2 separate regions of the Homo sapiens genome follow, and region 1 is linked to region 2. Evidence: chromatin loops called from intact Hi-C (ENCODE). Cell type or tissue: ascending aorta. All regions are shown on one strand. Links, peaks and the distances in the headings refer to the core of each region. The heading gives the core; the rest is flanking DNA.

The links. A loop is a pair of places that touch in the nucleus more often than their neighbours do. Peaks named below come from ENCODE experiments on the same cell type or tissue, not always from the same donor. Only the 100,000 strongest peaks of a DNase experiment are listed, where the experiment ranks them.
Region 1: it touches region 2 in a loop (4-fold over the local background); 2 of 110 quality-filtered maps call a loop at or near these places.

What each region holds. Positions count from the first base shown.
Region 1 is chr10:10,601,563-10,609,880 of GRCh38, forward strand. It overlaps a transcript of CELF2 not described here. Among named protein-coding and RNA genes, the nearest start is that of CELF2-DT, 140 kb to the left of the region's middle. In ascending aorta, for the core only: no CTCF peak of the experiment used is centred there; a DNase peak (open chromatin) is centred at 4,319; H3K27ac peaks cover 2,331 bases.
Region 2 is chr10:10,867,031-10,875,341 of GRCh38, forward strand. It overlaps a transcript of CELF2 not described here. Among named protein-coding and RNA genes, the nearest start is that of LINC00710, 81 kb to the right of the region's middle. RefSeq lists a silencer at 3,693-3,742. In ascending aorta, for the core only: no CTCF peak of the experiment used is centred there; a DNase peak (open chromatin) is centred at 5,231; H3K4me3 peaks cover 487 bases; H3K27ac peaks cover 5,142 bases.

The DNA.
Region 1 (8,318 bases), core at 319-8,318, 270 kb before region 2:
AACATCCTGTCTCTAACCTTTTAAATGGCTAATTGACTGCATTATAAATTTAAGGAATGGCCCATCTGTGTTCTATTCTGTCTTAAAACAAACAAAAAACAAACTTAGCTCCTATATTTGCATTCTCTCAATTGCAGTTTAGCATGAGCATTTGGGTTCATTCTTTTTTTTTTTTTTTAATTTTAAGTTCCGGGGTACATGTGCAGGATGTGCAGGTTTGTTACACAGTTCAACGTGTGCCATGGTAATTTGCTGCACCTATCAACAAATCACCCAGGTATTAAGCCCAGCATCCATTAGCTATTTTTCCTAATGTTCTCCCTCCCCAAACCCCACCCCTCAGCGGGCCCCAGTGTGTGTTATTCCCCTCCCTGTGTCCATGTGTTCTCATTGTTCAACTCCCACTTATAAGTGAGAACATGCTGTGTTTGGTTTTTTGTTCCAGTGTTAGTTTGCTGAGGATAATGGCTTCTAGTTCCATCCATGTCCCTGCAAAGGACATGATCTCATTCCTTTTTACGGCTGCATAGTATTCCATGGTGTATATGTACAACATTTTCTTTATCCAGTCTATCACTGATGGGCATTTGGGTTGATTCCATGTCTTTGCTATTGTGAATAGTGCTGCAGTGAACGTGCTTGTATCATTTTAATAGCGTTTCAGTTCTTTCTTCCTATGAGTGGCAGCTGTACCCACTGAGATAGGCTGTGTACCTGGGCCTTCTTTTAATTGCTCAGACCCTTGCTGACCTTTTGCAATTTTGCAAAATCTTTGAACCCTGGTTACAAGTCTGGGGTCCTGACATACCGGGGTTCACTCTTACTCATGTGTAGTCCCCCAAACCATCAAACTTTGTGCAAACGGTAGGAACTAGATCACTTTTAAATAGAATAGAACTGAATTGCCTGGAGTAGTAGCATGTTCTAGATAGCTAATGACAGCAGATTTTGTGATGTGACAATCCTTTATATTTACGCAAAGTCATTTTCATTTCACGGATACTCACTGAGTGTCAACTGTGTACCAAACTCAGACGTGGTGATCAGATGTTTTTTAATTAATAAATTTATTAAACTTTTGGCAGTAAGTCTCCCACTCCAAAGCTAGAGGGAGATATTTTTATATTATTATCTATTTTTTATCTACTTTTTAATTGATCAAGACTTGATGAGCATACATGCATTTCTAAAAAGTGAGCAGGTTTTTAGAAATGCATGTATGCTCACCATGTGCCACAGAACTTGAGAGCAACAGGAGCCGGTCTTCTGTTTTCAACAACTTGTCATGAATGAGCCACAAAATCGGTAAATCATGGGTGTATAATTCACATATACCTTTGTCTGTCTTTTCCTAACTGGCATTCGTTGAGGGATTTGGAGTTGTCTCTAAAACATGCGACTGTGCGTAGCAAGGCCCAGGGAAAGCACAAAGAGGGAAAGTACATTATGTTTAGAAACATTTTGGATTTCATTTGTAACTTTACCAAGTAGACATAAAGCTGTTCTTAGACCAGTATTTTCAGCAAATCACACTCAACCATAAATCTTCAATTTCATTTTCTATTATTTCTAACGAAAAGAAGAGTCAGATAAATGTGTGCATATTGAACACCTGGTAGAGCTTTAATAGTGTACTGCTCTGTCGGATAGAGAATTGGAAATTCAGTCACGTAGGGAGACTTAAATCTGTTTTAAAGCAATGTTAAGTGCACCGAGAAGGCCCAAAATAGCTCCATGCAGCTTCAAAATGAGAAAAATAGCCAAAAGGACAATGAACTGGAGGTAGAATTATTTTCCATATATTTCGCATTTCTAGGCAATGCATTCCCCATTCAAGCCACAGAATGAATGAACAGCTGAGGAAGCAGCCTGAGATGAAGGCTCAAATTGCTTTTACCTTGAGGCCACTGTCTTCTGCCTCTTGGGAAGCATTGCAATCTAAACTCTTCTTATTTTAGGAGAGTGGAGAGAAAAGGGGGCTAATTATCACAAAAGTAGACTTTATCACTAATCTCATCACCAGAACTGCACCACTAACTTAAACAAGAATTTGGAATATTTTACGTTAAAAAATTCATTCTCTCTCTTAATAAAATAAGGATAAGTGCCTTTTCTCTAATAGTCAGCTATTGAACCTGTAGGTCTCTAGTGTTATTACAGAAAGTAGTGAGATCTCTAAACAGAGACAGAGCAGGGAAGCAAAGTCTAGGATATTTACACATACACACACACACACACACACACACACTGTCCTTGAAAAGTAAACTTTAACTTATAAAATTAATACTATTCATAATATAAATGATAAAGGTTGGAATGCTTCAGATATATAACTAAAATGTTGGTTAGAGATTTACAAATAATAACCAGGCATGGTGGCTCATGCCTGGAATCCCAGCACTTTGGGAGGCCAAGGTTGGAGGATCACTTGAGGTCAGCAGTTCGAGACCAGCCTAGCCAACAACAACAAAACCCATTCTCTACTAATAATACAAAAAATTGCCAGGTATAGTGGTGGGTGCCTGTAGTCCCCACTACTAGGGAGGCTGAGGCACAAGAATCGCTTGAACCTGGGAGGTGGAGGTTGCAGTGAGCCATGATTTCACTACTGTGCTCCAACCTGGGCTACAGAGTGAAACTGTCTCAGACACAAACAAAAAAAGATTTACAAACAATAACTCATTCTTAGAACACAAATTAGCTTAAGATACGATAGATTTCGCATTGTTGCTGTGGTTCACTGGGAATTAATGAATCAAAGGTTCTAGTCAAAAAGAAGTTTGATATCCACAAAGGATTGACCAAAAGGATAAAACAAGTTGAAATCATCAGGTTCTATGGTTTTATCTCCTGGAGAAAGAGTAAAATGAATCTCTAAGTTTCCTCATGGTAGTAGTCGAAGTAATAATTCTCAGAATCATTGTATAGGCTATGGTGAGTAAGCCAAGAGACCAACATGAGTTTGTTGAAATAAACATGTTGCTCAACATGAGTACTTAGGAAAATAAAATGTATTGAATTTACTTAGCTGTTTTTCCTACAAGAAGCTATTCCCATAGATTTTGCTAGAATTACCTACCTGTTCTAGCCAGCATCTAATCAGTGAGCAGCCCAGAGTCTCAATCAGATAATGGGAAAAAGCAGTCAAATAAGCATGTCTTACTTCTTCATTATTAATACAAACATTTTGTCCAAGTTAATTATTTATGTGAATAACTTAATCCTTATATGAAAATTGAAATACTTTTGATGTCTGTTCTTTGAATATGTATATTCCATCTCACCATTTTATTTCTATCTTCTTAAAAATAGTTACAAATAAAAATGCATAACTCTGACCCAACAATCCCATTACTGGGTACATACCCAAAGGAACGTGAATCATTCTATTATAAAGATAGATGCACATTTATGTTCATCGCAGCACTATTCACAATAGCAAAGACATGGAATCAACCCAAATGCCCATCAACGATAGACTGGATAAAGAAAATGTGGTACATATACACCATGGAATACTATGCAGCCATTAAAAAGAATGAGATCATGTCCTTTGCAAGGACATGGATGAAGCTGGAAGGCGTTATCCTCAGCAAACTGATGCAGGAAAAGAAAACCAAACACCACATATTCTCACATATAAGTGGGAGCTGAACAATGAGAACACATGGACACAGGGAGGGGAACAACACACACTGAGGCTTGTCGGGGGGTGGGGTTCGGGGAGGGAGAGCATTAGGGAAAGGACCTAATGGATGCTGGGCTTAATACCTAGGTGATGGGTTGATATGTGCAGCAAAGCACCTTGGTACACGTTTACATATGTAACAAACCTGTACATCCTGCACGAGTACCCTGAAACTTAAAAATGTGAAGTAATAAAAACATAACTCCTACTATCCAATAAGGCTGTAGATTTTCCATACTGTCAAGAAAACCTCTGTCGTTATAGCTGAATACAAATACGATTACTCTTTTGGTTGACTTATTGGGCAAATCAGAGTGCGTGGTTGAACCTGTGGTTTACCACATAGTCAAACGTGAAATCAGCTTAGAGCATTGACTGGGCCTCGCCCTGGCCAATTTGATCCCATTGTATATGCATGCTTAAGCTGAGAAGAGTCCAGGAAATGAAGATCATGTGTGTTTGCGCAAATATTCTGTGAAACCCTGGGCAACAACAGAGGGTCACATCCATCCTGTGAGAAACAGCAAAGTCATATATGCCCAGTGCCAGGCATGCTTTTGGGAGGCTTCGTTTAATCAGTCCAAAAAACTTAGTTCAGAAAGCAAATACAATGAGTTATTTGGAACTGCGATAGGGCCTAGGAAATTGCTGGTCTGTAATCACGAGCCAAGAAGCATTTGCATCATGTGCCTGTAATGTATGATCTATGCTGAATGTTCTGCCAACATTTTCAGGGCGATAAGTCATTTTACAACCCTGAATGTGACTCAGAACGTTGGAAAGCACTGGTGTTTTGTTTTGTTCTGTGTTCCTCCCCATTCCTTTCTGTCCCAACCCTTCGGTCTCCATTAATCCAAGTAAATATGGCCTTGGTTTTCAGAGGTAAACAAAGGGGTAGAAGGATTCAGTGACTGCCTCCTGTAAGTCCTAACTGCAAGTTAGAAACACATTTAATGGAATATGTGCAGCATGAAGATATCTGTGTTTTACTCAAAAAAACGTGATTGAGGAGACTTGGCCAATTTCAGTCTTCCAGGAGACCTTAGAAGGATTTAGGCTGTAATGGAAAATTCACTGGACAGAGAATAAGAGACCTAAATCTTAATCGCAGTCCTGAAACTAAAGACAATTACATAAATTCCTTGAGAATTAACTTAAATTTAATTAATTAAATTAAAGTGGTGGGGCTGACTCATGGTTAGTCGAGGACTAGCTTTAAATTGAATATGGCTTACTAGTGATAAACTGAGGAGAGGCAGGCACCACTGCCACTCTCAAGGCCCTTAGCACATATTTTCACAAGTTACCAGTAGCTGTTATGGTCACAAAACTAGAAAATTAACTAGCATTGTATGGGATTCAAATCAGCAAACTTGGTTCTTTGTAACATGTTCTAACCAACTGAGATTTTTGCGAAACATATTATATTGGTCCCTTTATGAGTTGTACCTTAAAGTTCTCTGGAGTCACTAGAGTAAAATTAGAATATTAAAATAATAATTGTATAAAATTGGATGGGCCAACTACAAAAAAAAGCAATTTCTTAAAGGGTCTGGGAAAGTCTCCTTTCTCATTTATCTTGAAAAGTATGGTTTTCTAGAAAGATGTAACGACTCAAAGATGGCAGATTAGGACTTAGACTAGATATGTTAAGAACTAACTGTGTACCCTGTGTACCCTGGGGTAAGGTTACCCTCACCTCATTCTGAAGTTCTTTCTAGAACTTAACAATTCTATGGCTATTTTAATTAAAGAAAAAAACAAAGAAAAATATTGCTGAGACCTTTAAACATCATCGTGGTGTTATGTGCTCTCCATAAATATTCAAAAGCTATTTAATGCTAATAGCTGATCCTTGACCAAGAGCAATTTTGTTTCCTTACTCAGTTTATAACCTCAGTAATACTCCTAACACTGAAATATTCAACGAAGATTCCACATCAGCCAACCACTTGAAATGAATAATGTAACTGCTCTTTGGTGCACCTCATCATGTGGTTTTTGTTCAGGAATTTCATTTTTCACAGTGTTACATTTTATTTATGTAAAGAAAATGTTAAAAAAAAATAGGAAACAGCAGCAAAATGAGCTACCTGACAGCCTAACAAAACGCCTGCCATAGGAATTGTGACTCCCATTTGTAACTTGTAGGTTCAAACTACCAGTAGTTGAAATTACAGGTTTATTCTTTGATAGATCTCAAAGCCAAGTGTGTATAGAAACCCATTCTAAAAAAGCAGCAGGTGTTTTTCATTCATCCTGATTTCCCCCAAAACACAATGGTATCAAAAGAAAAATACTGTAAGAAAGGGATGGGAGGGGATTAGTTACTTTTTCTCTGTGAATTTTAGAACAAGGTCATTAGGTAAATATTCTTCTTCAAATGCAAGACTTCAGGAGAGAAATAGAAAATGTAAAATCCTTCAAAACTAGTGAGTGAATCATTTTCAATTAGATTCAGCGTTTGCCCAAGATCACTAAAAATGAGAATCCAGGCATTAAAGCAATACATGACTCTGTTTTGGGGGGATGTCTCCAAACAAAACTTCTAAGTATCAGGCTGGGCATGGTGGCTCAGGCCTGTAATCCCAGCACTTTGGGAGGCAGAGGCAGGAGAATCACTTGAACCCAGGAGGTGGGAGGTGGCAGGTGGATCACCTGAGGTCAGGAGTTTGAGACCAGCCTGACCAACATGGTAAAACTCTGTCTCTTCTAAAACTACAAAAATTAGCCAGGTGTAATGGTGGGCATCTGTAATCCCAGCTACTTTGGGAGGCTAAGGCAGGTGAATCACTTGAACCCAGGAGGTGGAGGTTGCAGTGAGCTGAAATAGCGCCATTGTACTCCAGCCTGGGCAAATGAGAGCAAAACTCTGTTAAAAACAAACAAACAAACAAACAAACAAACAAACCTTCTAAATATCAGTTGAATGAGGCCAATCGTGTGTTACAACCTTGGTTATATCATCCTGGAAAGCAATGGAATTACCCAGAAGATACTTGGTTTGGGGTTTCCAGCTTCAAGGAGCTGCTTGAATGAGAAGAGAGAAAGCGTTTTTGAACACCAGAAGTGTTTACCTGAAGACAACCAGATTAATACTGGCCTGGGGACTCAAAATCATTCATCCTTAGGACTGTCCATTCCTTTAGGCAAAATAACATCCTGGACTTAGTGCATCCCACAGGATCCTTAATTAGCTCCAAAGTCAAGATTAGATGCTGCAGATGTCTCTGTTGTTTCCTCTTAGAACTTGTGGGCTTGGATAGCTCTGGGAGCCAGATTATTTTATCATCTTTAATGGCTGTTCTTTAAGGAAAGATTTAAAACTCAATCCAGGTTGAATTAGAGGCGAGGGACAAAGATATGGATGAAATGAAAGCAAATGAGGCCTGACCTCACAGACAGCATTCCACTTGTGTCCTATAATCTATACATTTCCAGCTCTCCCAGGCTCTCCCCAGCCCAGCCACTGAGACCAAATAGATGATGCTATTCAGGAGTCTAAGGAAAGCTTCTACTCCGCCACATATCTTTCTGTATTATCTGGAATTCCTCCGTCGAGAGTAGTGATTCTTAATTAGAACCACATATCTTAACTAGAACTACCTAGAACTAAAAGTACTTGTAAAAATATGGCATAGGGACCCCGTGAATCAGCAGGCTTAGTATTGGAAAGTATAAACGCTCCAGAAATGGGGGCAGGGCATGTGACTGTGATTTGTGGCCAGGATTGAGAACACTGGCCTCCGTGAGCCAGGATGAAAAGCAGCCTCCTTGCAAACGTAATCTTCTCTGGGAGAACCATTGCTCTTTCCTGCCTTGATTGTCATGTCAATCACATTATTTTATCATTTTAGTGTAGGCAGTCTTAGTGTTCGTCTAGTGTACTGTGTCATGCCTATATTCCAGGTGAGAGAACTAAGTTCAGAGAGAAAAATTATATGTTAGCCAAGGCCACATGTGTTTGCTGGCCAAGGCTAAAGGTACAATCCAGTCATTTTATTTCTGACTCAATAAACATTCTGCTTTGCTGCCACCAGCACTACCATCATCAATTTGCTTATTTGGCATCTGATAGCATGTACATTATGAAATAGCATCCCATCCAATAAGTCATAGTGAGGCCGGAATAAGAGAATTGTGTGCAACATAGAAAATGGTTAATAAATGTTTCTTTCGTCAAGATTTCCCGAATACCACCGCGCGTGCACACACACACATCTCCTTAGGAGCTGCACAGCAAAAGGTTTTGAACAGCTGATGAGAATGTCATGGATGGAAGCAAATGTGAAGGATAAGAGGGAGGGGAGGTGCTGAGAATAAGAAGTGCAGGGGTGGAAAAGTCAAGGCAAACTTTGCTGGGGCCAACTCTGTTCCTCCTAATAGAATCAATAGATTCTTCTTACAGAGGAACAGATAATTGGCTTCCTAAGTCTCTTTAAGGAACAGATGGGATGTAGGAGTTGAGAACTCTATTTGGGGATTGCTGTAATCACATTAGATGCTATGGTTTTAGCCAACTCACCCAACTGGCTTGTGACTCAGTTCTCTCCATCTGCTAACGTGCTAAAACAATGGGCTGTGCCATCGTCTGCATCTACTTGCCTCACAGATATGCTTGGAAGAGCAA
Region 2 (8,311 bases), core at 312-8,311:
AAAATTAAATTATCTTACTGATTATAAATAGAATATAGGGAGGTTGTGGGTCTTGATGTGCTGGTAAATGTTCAACAACCTACTCTCTGGGAAACAAAGGCTCTGATTTATACTGTCTGCATATTTCTGTGGTGTAAATATTTCTACCATGGCCAATTTCAAGCTACCAACATGATGTCACTGAGTGCAGCTATGGAAAAAGGTGCACAGTGGGCTCCCCCAGGTGGGTGTGAGCCAGCTCCAGCACACCATTGAGTGTGGACAAATATACAGTCTCACCCTCCATTGTGAACCATCTTCCCAACCAGAGATTTCACAAGTTACTGACAAGTGGAAATATTAACTGATTTATTCAATTAGTCTTTAAATATTTTCTAGGTAAAACTCTTAATTACTAGCAATGTTATGAAAAGATGCAAACACATCAACAGATTCTATAATATTCTGTTTTTGGAGCACAGCCTATCTCCCCAGCTTTCTCATTCTCTTCTTTCATATCGCTAATCTTATTGGCCTCAAACTTCTGCATCATTTTTTCCTTCATTTCTATTATCAAGCCTCTCCCAGCTTTACTTTCTTTCCCTGCACAGGCCAAAACCCATGGGCCATGCCTTCAACTCCTGCCTACCAGAAACCACAGCTGTCTCATTCTGTCTTCCTTCCTCATCTATTCTTTAAACCTGCAATCCAAGATCAATCCAGTCATGTTCTTTGTCTTCTCCTGACCTGGATAGCCGAGCACAGATGGAAAAAATCCCAGCCCCAGGCTGATGGTATTCTTCAGATTTATAGCTTAAACATCAGCATGGCCTTCAAGTATGTAGTGACCTTTTTTGCTGGATTCTGTCTTCGTTTCCACATATCTGATATTCCAAATATTTGTCCCTTTCTTAAACCCACTCTCCCATCCTTCTTTCTTTCTTACCAAATGATATTGTGTCCAGATTCTCACCTATAATTTCCCACCCATACAATCTGAAAATATATCTACAATCTTGCTTATTCTTGTGTCTTTTCTGCCTTCCTCCTATATCCAAAAGTCAAATTCCTAGATCAGTGTTTTGGTACCTGTCCCAGTTATCTGTTCCTGTTCAGCATACCACCCCCAGAATTAGTGGCGGTGAAATGACAGTTGATTATCTCTCATGGTTCTGTGCATTGACTGGGCTCAGCTGGGCATTTCTTACTGGGCTCTCTTGAGCACTTGACGTCAGATGTTGGCTAGGGCTGCAGCTATGGCCTTGCCTGGATCAGAGATGCAAGATGGCTCACACGCAAAGTTGGAAGTTGACGCTGGCTGGGAGCTCAGCTGCTTGTGACTCGAATACCTACATAAGGCCCCTCCATGTGATTTGGGTTTATTAAAGGCCATACCAAGAACAAATACTCCAAGAGGCAGGAAGAAGCTTCCAAGCCAGTTAAAGATTTGTGCCAAGAAATGGCAAGGTCTCATGTCTGCTATATTCTATTGGTCAAAGCAATTACAGAGCCTAACCAGGTGCCAGTGGGTAAAGAAATAAACTCTAGCCCTGGATGGGGGAGCAGAAAGGTCACATGGCAGAAGAGGAGATGGGATGGGAGATATTGCAGCTGTCTTTGGGGTCTACCATCTGCCACTGCGGAAACTCTCCTAGTTTTCATCTCCTTCCTTCCTACTGGCTGCTCTCCTGCTTTAACCTGTGAGCATGTTCTTATCACTATGTTGTTAAAAGAAAAAGGTACAGAAATCAATGGATGTATCATTTGTGATATGTATACTTTTTTCTACGTATATTATAGTTCAATAAAAAGTTTAAACATGGTAGAAAAAGGGAAGAATTTGTGGCTCACTGCTACCAAATAGGTAGGTCTTCATAGAATTTAGTTTTGATGCTAATTTCAATGGTAGGTATGTCCCCCATCCTAGCATGTTTCTTTCTCGACTACAGAACTAATTAATGTGTACCACACATGTAAAAGAATGTTATAGTAACATGTGCTAATATTAGGACAAACCAAACTACTGCATATGTCTATTTCTATCTATCTGTCTAGAAAGCAAAAACTTTTTTTCCATGTCTTACTTTTTTTAATAGTAACATGATGTAATAAACTGGACTCTTAACTTGGATATTGGAGGGATTAGATAGGTCTAAAAAAAAGTCTTGAGTTCTCAGAAGAGAAAAAGTCCATGTAAATATCACGTATTTGATTTCTATTATCCTTCCAATGAAGTTAGGTTGAATAATACCTCTTAGAAACTAAAATAACAGGTGGGGCGCGGTGGCTCACATCTGTAATCCCAGCACTTTGGGAGGCCAAGGCGGGCAGATCACAAGGTCAGGAGTTTGAGACCAGCCTGGCCAACACAGTGAAACCCCATCTCTACTAAAAATACAAAAATTAATTGGGCATGGTGGTGTACGCCCGTAATCCCAGCTACTTGGGAGGCTGAGGCAGGAGAATCCCTTGAACCCAGAAGGCAGAGGTTGCAGTGAACCAAGATCACCACCCCACTGCACTCCAGCCTGGGTGACAGAGTGAGACTTCATCTGGGGGAAAAAAAAATGGAAACAACAAATGTCCTGCATATATATTTTAGGATAGGATTTCTGCTCTGTCCCAACAACTAAAACACAACATTTTCTAATCCCTGGTTTTATGAAAAATTACAAAATAGGCAGCCTTTGGGATCCTCCATCTTTACTTTCGTATGGTGTCTACTTCCTCTGCACCCCTCTGCCATGTTGCATTCTCTCTTCACGCCTTATCAACATAATGAGTCATTTAGAAAACCGGCCATGAGTCATTACAAAAATTAAATAGCTGAATGCGGTGACATGTTTCTTTGGTCCCAGCTACTCTGAAGGCTGAGAGGATTGCTTGAGCCCAGGAGTATAAGGATCAGTCACAGTGAGATAGTGAGACCTCATCTCAAAAAAAAAGTAATGCCCAATTTTAAATGGTTTATTATATTGCCATTGAGATTACCTATATCTTATATTATGCCAGACCTCAGCCCTATCTACTATCTTAAAATCTAAAATTTAAGAACTTACTTGCAAAGAAATAGGAGATGGTTAACATAATATTAACCAAGAAGCCACAATGTTCATGTATTTTTATGAATTCTTAAGAAAAATCAGGAATGATGTCCATCTTTAAAATTTTTATTAAAGATTATTTCAAGAAAAGGAATAGAATTTAATAAATATACTTTAAAAGATATGTACGTTAAATTTAGGGACATTTGGTATATATAAAAAAAGGCCATAAGTCATTGAGATTATTTCACTTTGACATGTAAATGTATTGCCTATCTCGGGGTATATATATTTAAGTCTTCTCAATAATTATACCTTAGTTTTATTTATTTATTTTTTCCATGTTGAAACAATTTGGACAGCAGGGACCAGGGTCTAAGTCTCCATAGCAAAGACTCACCCTCATGGAAACGCCGGTGTGGCTCTCCAAGTGACTCTGTGCTTCAGTGATTTCCGAAATACCAGTAAATAACAAAAACTTTCAGGAAGTCAGCCCTCTGAGACCCAGAGTTGGGTCTTCTGATTCTCAACATGAAGCTGTTATGACACTGAGTCTGAGAATTAGGACCAAAAATGGGAAGCAGAAGTCTCCAATTAGTAAATTCTCTGGTTACACATTCTTGAGTTTCTTCTTATTTCCATTTTTAAAACCTCAACCTTAAATCCGTGTGGTCTTTAACCCACCGCCCGCCCAGCCTTCTGCGGTCAGGCATGAGTGCACACCTGCCACATCCCAGGCAGCACCAGAGCACGGTGACAGTCGCGCTGGCCTGAGCACAGTCTCCAAACAGTAAAAAGGGATTTACTGCCTCTTGTTCGTTAATATATCTTAGTTGCCTCCAGCCTTGTTATTTTCTCTAGACATTACCGGACTCACTAACGCAGTGGCCCGAAGTAGACAAGAGGCAGTGTACGCTCCCACCCCCACCCCGCAACTTGCAGAGAAGAGCAACTCCCTGCTGTTGCGCCATAAATAATTGAACAGTCTCTTCCAGGCAACACAGTCAAGATGCAGATTTAATTTATTCCCTGGGAGGACTAAAGGTGGCTATGTAGAGCCGGTTCGCAGTCAAGCTGAGCTGGGGACACTGGTACTTTCAAAATGTGTCAAACCATGCCCTGGGGTCCAGTGTCAAATGCCATTGCAAAGAAGGGTTCTTTTCTTTTTAGCTTTGTTCTGTTTCCCTGAGCATTCCTCATTAGGAAAAGAAACTTCATTCCACAACAGAAAGGGAAATGATACTGATGTCACTGGCTGGCATTTTGCACATCTTTAAATTCACTAAAAATCTATGCGCCACATCTAATGTCATGGTTTCTACCTTGTTTATTTTCTTTAGAAGATTTCTTTTTTAAAGCCACCTGTGACTTGACGTCTGGAGTTGTTTTACATAACACAGTCTGAAAAGCACACCTCGTGGAAGCTACAACTTCTTTGCTTGTGTTAGAAACCTAGCGGGAATGGCTCAGGACTGCAATCCCAGCACTTTGGGAGGCTGAGGAGGGCAGATCACGAGGTCTAGAGACCTAGTGGGAAAAAGAATGGAAAAGAGGGAAGGAGGAAGAGGAGGAGGGAAGGAAGGAAGACAAGAAAGAAATCCCAATTCAGGCATTTCGAAAGACTTCTAGGAAGGACTTTTGGGATGGAACCAGGGGACGTAAAAGAACCTGAGACCACCAGCAGCACGAGGACCCAGGAGCGAGGAGAGAAATGGGCTTTCCAGGGACCACTGGGAGCTGAAGGAGAGAGGAAGTAGTGAAAAGAGGCAAACATTGCCAGAAATTTGATAATTCAGCCCAAACGAATACAATGCTGAAACATGCAAACGTATTCTCAGGTCCCTAAGTCTCCTATTATAGGAGCTATAATATTGAGTACATTGATTTTCACATATTATCTTCCGTTGCCTATTTGACAAAAATTTCTATTTTGCATTTCAAAGAAGCTTATATCTTAAAGATATTCTATCCTGTCCTTTAATTACTCATTTTAGAAAATGCTTGATATTTTCCATGTGAAATATTTCCTTTGGAAAGCTCCTGTCCTTCCCTTCCTCTCTCCCTCAACCTTCCCCATGTGGGTATTTGCAAACTATGTAGACTATGGTTGGAATCTTTTTGGCAAGTACTTAATCAGACTCCGGCTTTGTTTTCAAGTCTGGGTTGCTATGATTGTATCCCTAAGGAAGTTGGTTACGTTTTGGAAAGACTGTGTAACGCAGAGGCCAGAGCTGTCTTTTTGACCTGGGAGGTGATTTGAGGAAATGATCTCAACAAATTAACTTCTCACTTGTTTTTAAATGACTTTGAGATACAAAGGAAGAAAAAAAATCAGTCACTGCTGAAGTTCAAAGAAACGATGTTCTACTGAGTGCTTTATGGATTTTTTTAAGTACAATTTTCCAAATAATAGAAAAACATTCCGAATGATGATGTTGCCTGATTCACTGCACACAGCTGTCAGCTGATCCCAAACATTTATGCTTACCATTAAAAGCTTGGAGAAAACCAGATAAGGGTGACTTCTAGTCCATCTAGACAGATAACAATGCAAGGCTGTGCCGACTCTAATGTAAACATGTAAAATAAACCCACAGAAGCAAAACAACAACAACAACAACAAAAAACTGCAAAAATTTTAAAGGCTCTCCCATAGCCTGGTGGCTTTTATGGAAAAATTTTTTTTGCACCCATGGGGTGAGGAAAGAAGAGAATTTTGTCCTTCTGGTGAAACCTCTTGCCATAGACTTGAAACCTGTAAAATCATGTGGTTTATGGAGCAATGTTTTGTGCCTTGAATTCCATATGCAGAGTTTGGGGAAAGGACACATGTGGTGAGAGGTTCTGAGGTCTTGTCTCATGGGACGCTGGTTCCAGGACTTTCTTTCTGGGTGACCTTTCTTGGTGGTTAAAATAAAACATAAACTTTCACCATTCAAGTTTCTCCCTTGCTTGCCTCATGTCAGCTTTCCTCACTCACTCACATTTGGGTAAATGTACACACATCCTTTTATCGGCTTATGTACACACATATATTGTACCAAGCTGGCCAATGCAATATTTATGTTTGTACTTTGAGCTGCCTAAGATTTTGTCATGAAATCTAAGGCTGCTGTAGGGGAGAGAGTGCATAAAACTTTCATGACTAGTATAAAAAATACAAAATGTTATCATTAATATTTAATAAAATTTGCAGCAGTCAATGAGCAAAATCAATGTTTTTTAATTAAGTTATTCATTTGTAATACGAGCCGTACCTTGTTGTGCATTAGGGTGGAATTTAGGATGTTGAACTTAAAATAAATAAATAAACTTAATTTTAGCCCTCGGGGTAACAGTATTAGTGATAAAACTATTAATTGGTTGCCTTTGCTTTGATAAGCAAACAGGGTTTCTTTAGTGACAACATCTTTTATCCCAAAGAGCCTTCTGAGTCTCAAGCTGGATTCTGTCCAAGGTGTTTAGTAAGATGAATTGCAGTTCATATTGTTGATAACAGGCACATCAGTGCCCCAAGCGTATTGTTACCTCCTACCAAGGCTCTCCTATTCAAAATTGGGGCTGCATGAAGGGTGGAAGTTTATACAACTTGAATGGGTTTTTAACCAAGGTTGTAGAGTCATCCTATATTAATTAAATTAGCAATAAATCGAAGATCTGTTCATCTCTCCAACTTCTCTTTGCTCTGGAATTTATTTTTCCAACCCATCGTCCCTATCCAGTTCTCCCTGTCCCTTCTCTGAATCCTCCTTGTCGGTTTCCAGACCTTCACCCCTTTGTCCAGCCTTCTTTCTGGGGGTGTGGAGGAAACAGCTTCCTGTGAGCAAAGCTGATGCGGGCAGGTGGCACATTGCTCTTCCTTACAGCCATTTAAAAATACAGCTTTGATTGGGATGCTGCTAACTTAGTCTCTGTATTTGCCCTATATCTAGTTGATGTAAATAATGTGCTGAAATTATATATTAAAATGATTCTGGCCAGGTACAGCGGCTCATGCCTATAATCCCAGCACTTTGGGAGGCAGAGGCAGCCAGGCTCGCTTGAGCCCAGGAGTTTGACACCAGCCAGGGCAACGTAGCAAGACCCTGCCTCTCCAAAAAAAAATGTTTTTGTAAATTAGCCAGGCATGGTGGCACATGCCTTAATCCTAACTACTTGGGAGGCTGAGGTAGGAGGATTGCTTGAGCCTAGGAGTTCAAGGTTGCAGTGAGCCATGATTGCACCACTGCACTCCAGCCTGAGTGACTTGAGTAGTGACAAAGTGACTCTGTCTCTTAAAAGAAAGAGTAGTGACAAAGAGACTCTGTCTCTTGAAAGAAAGAAAATAAAAAAGAAAGAACGCACTGTATTAATAATGCACTTTACCCAGATTCCATGGAAAATGGTTAAAAAAAAAAAAAAACCTTGATTATACTATACAGGGATGTCCATACCAGCTGATAACTATGAGTTAAAAATTTATAAATAGATCTCTAAGGACTTCTGATACAAGATTTTCAAAGTTGAGAGAAGAAAAGCATTGTTCTCATCAACCCTAATTATTAAACAAATTGTTAGTGTGATTTGTAAATGCAAAAAATGTAAGCACATTTCATAATATATGTTGATGTTGGTTAAATTTACCTAATGGGAAGTCGTGAAATTCCTGAAGGCTCAACTCAAACAAAATCATTTAATAAAAATAATATATATTGGAAAGATGGAGTATGTAGAATCCAGGATTAACTTGGTAACTTCTGAGGAACATGCAGAATGACACAAGCATTTCAATACCTGTTCTAGATTCACTAATAATATGACGTTGAAGGTGTAAAGGAAACAGTACATTCATCAGGGTGACCACAAGAAAAGGATTTAATTTTGATCTGTTTTAAGAATCTCTAGAAATAAATATAAATGTAAACTAGATTTCATTAAAATTGATCAAAGATGATTTCCTTATCCAAATTATCAAGAATAGTTAATATAGACCCTTTGGGGGTTTAGGAAAGTGTAGGAAGAAACTGTCTAGCTTATATTATGCTCAGCTTCTTTTGTTGTTTATTGAAATGTGTCAACTTTATTGTTAATATTTCACTGATGGTTCGTTCTTCATCTCTTCAATGTGGAATTCAATTTAAAATAAAATCCGATATTCCGTCTGAAAATTTCAATTCCCAGCAGAAGTATAATTCAATTAAGTTCCAAATATTTCTTTTAAAAATACAAAATAAAATCATTCTCTCTACATATGCTATTTCTGCTCAGTTCCAAAAGGATAAAAAACTGCATTTGTTTAGTTTTGGTTC